2 separate regions of the Homo sapiens genome follow, and region 2 is linked to region 1. A link is an interaction called in ENCODE POLR2A ChIA-PET data of the cell type or tissue named here. Cell type or tissue: HCT116. All regions are shown on one strand.

Region 1 (4,000 bases):
CATACTTCCTCTATTTTCTTTTCTATTTTTTTTTTTTTTTTTTGAGACAGAGTCTCACTCTGTCGCCCAGGCCGGAGTGCAGTGGCGCGATCTCCACTCACTGCAAGCTCCACCTCCCAGGTTCACGCCATTCTCCTGCCTCAGCCTCCCGAGTAGCTGGGACTACAGGCGCCAGCCACTGTCATGAATTTGTTATGATTCCTTCCAGACCACAATTTCACACTTTTTAAATAAATGTATATGTATCCATGAACCATTTCCTGAATGGCGGGAAACAACAGAGAACACTGTCCCTTGTGATAGAGAACAGAGGCTGGCCAGACATGATCTTTGGCCTGCTAATCAAAGCTCTTTATCTAGCGTCAGCCTGGGCAGGGGCTCTGAGCCTCGGCGCTGCTGGCATTTGGGGCTGGATGACTCTTTGCTGTGGCTGCTGTCCTGTGCATTACAGGACATTACGTAGCATCCCTGACCACAACCTACTAGATGCCAGTAGCACCCCCTCCCTAGTTATGACAACCAGAAACATCTCCAGACATTGCCAATGTCCCCTGGTGGCAAAATCATCCCCGGCTGAGAATGAGTGTTGCACGGTAATTCCTCCATTCCAAATTAACAGAGCACTTAGGAACGAGTGCTTTCTCCTATTACTTTCCCTTTAATCAATGCTAACTTCCTTCTTAAAGTAAGATTCATATTTTCGACTGCATATTTTTCCTTTCTCAAAGGGGAGGCTTCTTCAGTATTCTGTTTCCAGTTTTTTTTTTTTTTTTTTTTTTTTTTTTCAGACAGGGCGTTGCTTTGTTGCCCAGGTTGGAGTGCAGTGGTGTGATCACAGCTCATTGCAGCCTCTACCTCCTGGGCTCAAGCAATCCACCCGCCTCAGCCTCCCAAAGTGGTGGGATTACAGGCATGAGCTATTGTGCCTGGCCTTCTGCTTCCACTTTGTAAACACATATTTTACTGTTGTAGAAAAATACAGTGTTAGGAATACTTCATTTACTGTTCGCCTCTTTTGCAAACCTCTGTTTTTATTCTTTAAAGCCTGTTTGTTGCCTTCCTCTCCTCTCTGATTTGTGAGTGCCTTGTATATGGTGGGCCCTAAAGGACTCATTGTCCTAAATGTTATTCTGATTAATAACAATGATAATAGTCAACAAATGCCAAGTGTTTAACAACATGCCAGCATTTGACTCAGATTGTTTCATTTGATTCTCCCAAGCCCACCTTGTTAAGTGCCATGATTGTGTTTATTCCAGGCAGAGAGAGGAGGAGCAACTCACCCATAGTTGCGCAATTGGATAGTGGGGAATCTGGGATTCCATCACAGGTCTCTGTTCCCCAGCCTGGGGTGTTAATCACCCTTCCGCCTCCTCCACGTTCCACTGGCTCCTATGTCCAGATACCTCCCCACTCCAGCAGGGTTAGGGACAGAGTCTGCTTTTTCTTTCTCTTTTCAATCCTCCACAGATCTTTGCACAGTACAGAGTAAATGAAAATCCCCAATAAGTGTCTTTGGGATGACCACACAGGTGGGTGAACGACATCCATCTTGCCTGCGATCTCGGCTCACCGGTTGCCATTGCTTGCATCGTGGCAGCTCTGCTGGATGGAGCACCGCTGGCTGGTCTTTGATTCCAGAACTCCGTGCAGGTCTTACAGGGCTGCCTCTCCCTGTTTGCAGATGTACGACAACATAGCATCACTGAGGTTTAATGACGGCGATAGTGGAGAAAAACTGGTGTCCGCGATGATTTCAGCAGAAGGAGAAGTCATGGAGTTTCGGAAGATCTTGCGGGCTGAAGGGCGCGTGGAGGACTGGATGACGGCAGTTTTGAATGAGATGAGAAGAACTAATAGACTAATTACCAAAGAGGCTATTTTTAGATACTGTGAAGACAGAAGCAGGTAAGGCTGCGAATGTGGACATGCATTGCTCTATCCAATTCATAGTCATAATGGATTAATTTTAAAGGCTTGGAGTAGATTGGCTGACATTCCAAATGAGGTTTTGTTTTTTTGCAATAGGTCATTAGTGGACAGATAGATGTCTTTATTTTTATTTTTTTGAGACAGGATCTTGCTCTGTCACCCAGGCTGGAATACAGTGGTACAATGGCTCACTGCAGCCTTGACCTCCCTGGTTCAAGAGATTCTCCCACCTCAGTCTTCAGTGTAGCTGGGACTACAGTTGTGCACTACCATGCCTGGCTAATTTTGTACTTTTTTGTAGAGAGGGAGTCTCACTGTGTTGCCCAGGTTGGTCTCAAACTCCTGGGCTCAAGTGATCCTCCCACCTTGGCCTCCCAAAGTGCTGGGATTACAGGTGTGAGCCACTGAGCCCGGGCAGTCTTTAGCATATGTGCTGCCAAAGCGAGCACAAGATAGCAGTCTTTCAATGATCACCCGATGCAGTACTCTCAAAGTGTGCCCCCTGGTGGCAGCACAGGGCCCCTGGGATTGTTAGAAATGCTGATTCTTGGGTCTTACCCTGCACCTGCCCATCAGAACTCTGGGGGTGGGGCCTGAGGATTTGTGTTTTTGCAAGCTCTCAGGGGATTCCCAGCACCCTTAGCGTGTGAACCCCTGACTTAGTGAACCACCAGAAACTAGGCGTTTAGTGGGATTATGTGTATGTAACGTTGTTTCTAAAATATTTACTGAATTTCCAACATTCTTTGATTTTTGTGGCTAGAGAGGCTTCAGGATATCATGCTGAGCCCTGCCTGCTCCTAGCAGCTGAGTGCAGTCCAACTAGAAATACAGAAAGCCTCTTTGGCTAACTTATTCTATTAGATTAGACAGGATCCCCCGTAAAGTTGGAGAATATTTGGCAGGGCCTTCGTGCAGACATAGAATCTTTCTTGTTATTATGAGAACACCATTCTCTTGATTTTGTACACTGCCTTTTTGATTTTACAAAGTGAAAACATCTACTTAAAAATTATTAGCGAATAGCATAATATTTATTTGATTATGATCCTGCTGTTTCCGAGGTACTGAGGCATATCAAAAATTTGTTTGCATCTTTATGTGGATATGTTCAGTGGATAAACTGGTAAAACTGGATGTCTGGAAAAAATTTTTTTAAAGCTTTGATTTAAAGCAGTTGCCAATTTCCATGGTGCAAATATTCCTGCCATGGCTGATTTCAAAGCTAAATGAAATAAGTGGTTTAACAACCAGCTTGCAAAATTCCAGAATATTCGACAGTTAGTCTTGTGACAGGAGGTGGCCCTAGCATTCATTTAACTAATATTTCTTCAACCCCTGCTCTGGGCGATTTATTATGCTAGATGCTATTTCAAAACTGAACTAGACAGAAATCTCTGCCTTCTGTATGTATTAATCACTGAATGTTTTAAATTATCTTTTCTGCTCCAAAATACTGTGAAGTTTACACCAGCATCAGTTGATTTTATTTTCACGATAGCTACCACTTTGCTAGGGCATTGCTATGTTTGGTAGTGCTGAGTTGGTGGAAGAGAGTAAGGGAATGCAGCCTGATGGACTGAAAAAGATCTTTTTCTCATCCAGATGCTCCTTTGAGCACGTGAACTTGTTGCTTCCAACAGGGAGAATAGTTGACATGAGCATGTGGTTTTATTTGAGCTGATAGGTGTGGCATCACTGAGAAGTTAGGGCCAGCTGTATCTAGTCCCAGGAAGCACCTTTGCCCTGGTCATTTAATCTTCTCTGATCCTATGGCCTCAGCTGCCACCTCTCCGTTTCTGATTCTAGGTTTGTCGCGTCCTTTACAAGGCCCGTCTTTGTTCATCATTTCGGTGTCGTCCTCTGGGCCTTCGTAATCTTTGTTGTCTCTCTCCTGATGTGTAGGAATCATGGATATAAGTGATCTTTAGGTTTTCGCTGCACCACACAATTTTAAAATAAAACAACAAAGGTCAATGTTATTTTTATTGCTTTTCCTACTTATTTATTTATTTATTTATTTATTGAGACAGAGTCTCGCTCTGTCACCCAGGCTGGAGTGCAATGG
Region 2 (4,000 bases), 770 kb after region 1:
TGGACGGTTGCAGGTGCCCCCGCCGACCCCCACAGTTCTCCCAACTCACTATGCCCCCTCTTCCCCCCAGCAGCCAGAGGGGTCCTTTCAAAACCTACATCAGGCCAGTCCCCATGCTCCTAAAGGTATCCTATCCTGCTCCAATTCCAATAAAACCCCAATTCCTTTGAAGAAGGCCCCCATGACCTGGCCCCTTCCAGCCCCTGTGATCTCTCTCCTACCACCACGTCGCTCTAGCCTACTGCTTCTCAAACACACCAAAAACAGTCCCACCTCAGGGCCTTGGCACGTACGGGTCCCCTGGCCTGGAACCCTCCTCCTCACATCTCCACATGGCTCCAACTGTCTCTTTATTCACGTCTTTGCTCAAATGTCACCCTCAAAGAAACCTTCTCTGATCACCTGTAATGAAATCGCCACACATCACCTTCCTCGCCCACCCCACATCATCTCCCTCTGCCCGCTTTGGAAGATGATCTTGTCCGTGGCAGAGTTGCCTTACAACCCACACCCTTCTCACGGGCTCTCTTTGAAGCAGCTGTTCCATTTCTAGGAAACGATTCTACAGAGGTGCTGGCCTGGGGCGCAGAGGCACGGACAGGCCAGGATGTGCCTGGTAGGGTCACTACTGCAGCAAAAGCCGAAAGCCAAGCTCCGTGTCCATCGCGAAGGCACTGGGCATGTGGCTATGCAGCCGTGACAAAGGATGAAGCCATCCCGTGGCCAGGGCGCAGAGTGACCTCCCAGATCTACGTTTCATGTGGCGTTTCTGCCGTGTATTTTTAAACCCGGGGACAAATGTATGCGTAGTAAAGGTCGTGAGGTCATTTGTCTTTGGTGTCTAGCTTGACAGATTTTGAAAAAATTGACCCTTTTAAAAAGCAAACTTTATTTTTCAGAACAGCTTTAGACTCATAAAAAGATTGTGAAGACCGAACAGTCACCCCATACTCCACGCCCAGTTTACCCTACTGTTAGCATCTGACATTAGTATGATACATTGTTTAGAATTTTGTGGGGGAGGAGACAGTGTCTTGCTCTGTTACCCAAGCTGGAGTGCAGTGGTGCAAACATGGCTCACTGCAGCCTCAACCTCCCAGGCTCAAGCAACACTCCTGCTTCAGCCTCCCAAATAACTGGGACTGCATGTGCACGCCACCATGCCTCGCTAATTCTTTTTGTTGTTGTTAGAGATAGGGTTTCGTTCTGTTGCCTAAAATGGTCTGGAACTCCTGGGCTCAAGGGATCCTCCAGCCTCGCCCTCCCAAAGTGCTGGTATTACAGGCGTGAGTCACTGCCCCGGCCCATTTTTCACAATTAAGGAACCAGTGTGGATACATTAGTATCAACTGACATCTGCCTGTTTCAATCTCACTTCTTCCCCAGGGCCCCAGGTGGCATCTGTCTTTGGCCTTCTCGAGGCTCCTCCGAGCCTCTGGGCTGGATAGTTTCTCAGACTCACCTTGGTTTTGATTTGATGACCTTGACAGTTTCGAGGCAGGTGACCTTGACAGTTTCGAGGCTTGCTGGTCACGGAGCTGCAGGATGCGCCTGCATTGGGATTGGTCTGATGTTTTTCTCATGATGAGACTGGGGTGACGGTTTGAGAGAATTTTTCAAGCCAAGTGGGTGCAGGAGACCCATGAAGGCCCCTCCCGCTGATCTTTTGAGGAATATGTATTTCTATCTGTGCATTTCTGCTTGTGTGTTCCTAAGCTACTCCCTGGAAGGACACACAGACACTGGGAACTGAAGATGCTTCTGGGGCGGGCACGCGGGCCCCTGAAGACAAAGTCGGAGAGATGCATGCTTTGCAATGTGTGCCCCGTTGGTACCGATTGAAAAAGTTATTTAACTACACGTATACGAGACTGAACTGTGTGTGTACATTTTAAAATAAAACAAAACGTGCTTCCTGTTCTGCGGCCTCTGCCCCTCCCCTCGGCAGCCCTGAGGCTTGGCCAGGGTCCAGGAGGAAGGCGCGGGGAACAGGTTGGCCCAGTCAGCTGGCTGGGACTTCAAAGGAAAGCGCCGCTGGGGCCCACCTGGGGCGCAGCGGAGCACCTCCCACAGAGGGAAGGAAATGCCAGCCCTGGGGCGACCTCAGAACATCTGCAGGGACAAGGGTGTGTCAGGCCACCTGGGCAAGCGCTTTACCTCTCTGTGCCTCGGTTTGCTCATCTGGGAATTGGGGATGTTGAGAGCACCTGAGTCCCAGCACTGCTGTGAGGGTGAACGTGATCCTGAACGCCAAGGGCTTGGCTAGGCTTTTCACGCGTGCTCTTCACACCGAGAATACAATCAAGCCCCACACCCACCCCCAGCCCGCAGAGTCCTATGTGAGCAGCCCCTGTCCACTTCTCAGACCCCATCTCTCTCCCCAGCTTCCTCCCGACCCAGGTCCAGCCACACTGGGCTCCGAGCTATTCCCACCCCAGGACCGTTGCACCAGCTGTGCCCACCACGAGAGCATTTCCCCCAGACACCCACGTGGCTTCCTGGCAGGTCCTTCTGGCTGGGTCACAACCCAATCCCCTACTGAACTGGACATTTCACCACCTGCGTTCTTGAACTCTGACGAGGTTTAAGGCAGATATGGGCACAGGCAGATAAGGGGCGTAGGTGCATGGGGGGTGTGTAAGGGCCTGCCTGGGAGGCTAGCCTCAGAGGCTCTGGGAGACGAATTTTCTCTTCTTGAGGGAGCCCCTGGGGGTGGGAAGGTCCCTGGTCCTTCAGTCCTGAAACTCGGTTGTAGAGTGGGTGAGAAGGACAGGGTGGGCAGAGGGATAGGACTGGGGTCCCGGAGGATGGAGGGGAAGACCCCAGACAGGGGGCCCCAAGCTAAATCTAGCAGAGGGGCCCAGACCCTGACAACATAAGGTCACAGCCAGCTACCCAGGGCCCCGCATGGAGTCCCCACTCCCCTCTTACCAGCTCAACCTCTCTACAAACCTCAGTTTCCCTCCTGTGTGCCTGGAACAGCTGTTGCAGGCGCTGTGAGGCAGGGATGGGGGAATTGAGGAAGGTCCTCGAGGCTGGGAAGTTGAGGCTGGCAGCCGAGACAACTGAGGCGTGAGGAGCACAGCTCTGTGCCCAGGCAGCTGCAGGAAAACACCCCGAAGGGCCATTTGCGGGGAGCCCCCAGTCTGTCTAAGTGACAGATGTTATTCCGAGAAGAGCCTCTCTCTACCCAGGATGCTGAGTTCCACAGGATGCCTGCAGCAGGGCTGGCCTGGGAGGTTGTGCAGATTCAGCATTGCACAATTTTGGGGACCCAAGGTTCCAGAGAGGCTTCCTGGAAGGGGGGCTCAGGATGAGCCATTTGGCCCCCCCTTTGTCTCCCTTCCACCTGAAAGCTCAGTTGGAACAATCCCAGCCTCGCAAGGCTGACTTGATGCCGCGAAGCGATGCTGAGTTAGTGCTGCCTTTGCTGAGACTCACAGCTGAGTAAAAAAAAGAAAAAGGAAAAAGGCAGAATTTTTTAAAAGCTGCCATCAGCACAGGGCGCCCAAGCTGCCCCTGCCTCGCCGTGACCTTTGGAGGGATGCACGCACGGCCATAAGCATCACGTGGGGCCACGGTTCGGACTGGCGCCAGCCTCCTGAGTGAATCCCGGCACTGCCACTTCCCGGGTGTGTGGCCCCAGGTAAGTCAGATAACCTCTGTGGTCTCAGTTTCTCTTTGCATAAAATGGGATTAATAACAGAGCTTGCCTCTCCATGGTTCATGTTGGGGCCCCTGCTCTCCAGGCCTGTGGGGTGCATCTGGCTGTGTCTATGTGAGTGCAAATCTGCTAGTGTCTGGGAAGGTGCATGTGAGTTTGGGCACGCCCAGGCCATCCCATCTCCTCTCTTCTGGGCAGGCTGGAAGGCTGCCTGGAGGTGGTGGCAGTAGCCAGTTTTCCTGTGGTTCCCAGGAATATATTGTGTTTGGCTGGGCCAAACAAAGCCAAGGCACTGTCACCTGCCCACGGTGGGGATTAGGGACCTTCCATGATTTC

What was found. ChIA-PET counts read pairs that join two places held together with the same protein. Peaks named below come from ENCODE experiments on the same cell type or tissue, not always from the same donor. Only the 100,000 strongest peaks of a DNase experiment are listed, where the experiment ranks them.
Region 2: POLR2A ChIA-PET joins it to region 1 with 7 read pairs; 1 of 35 experiments calls an interaction of 5 or more read pairs at or near these places.

What each region holds. Positions count from the first base shown.
Region 1 is chr12:123,839,638-123,843,637 of GRCh38, forward strand. DNAH10 (dynein axonemal heavy chain 10) reads left to right here. Exons shown (of 79, transcript NM_001372106.1): 30 at 1,685-1,908. Among named protein-coding and RNA genes, the nearest start is that of DNAH10, 79 kb to the left of the region's middle. In HCT116, a CTCF peak has its summit at 2,440 (motif pointing left); a DNase peak (open chromatin) is centred at 2,484.
Region 2 is chr12:124,607,241-124,611,240 of GRCh38, forward strand. LOC101927436 (a long non-coding RNA gene) reads right to left here and starts at 1,904. Exons shown (of 4, transcript XR_242964.4): 1 at 1,463-1,904; 2 at 274-402. RefSeq lists an enhancer at 2,232-2,361. In HCT116, no CTCF peak of the experiment used is centred here; a DNase peak (open chromatin) is centred at 2,041; H3K4me3 peaks cover 1,586 bases; H3K27ac peaks cover 1,822 bases.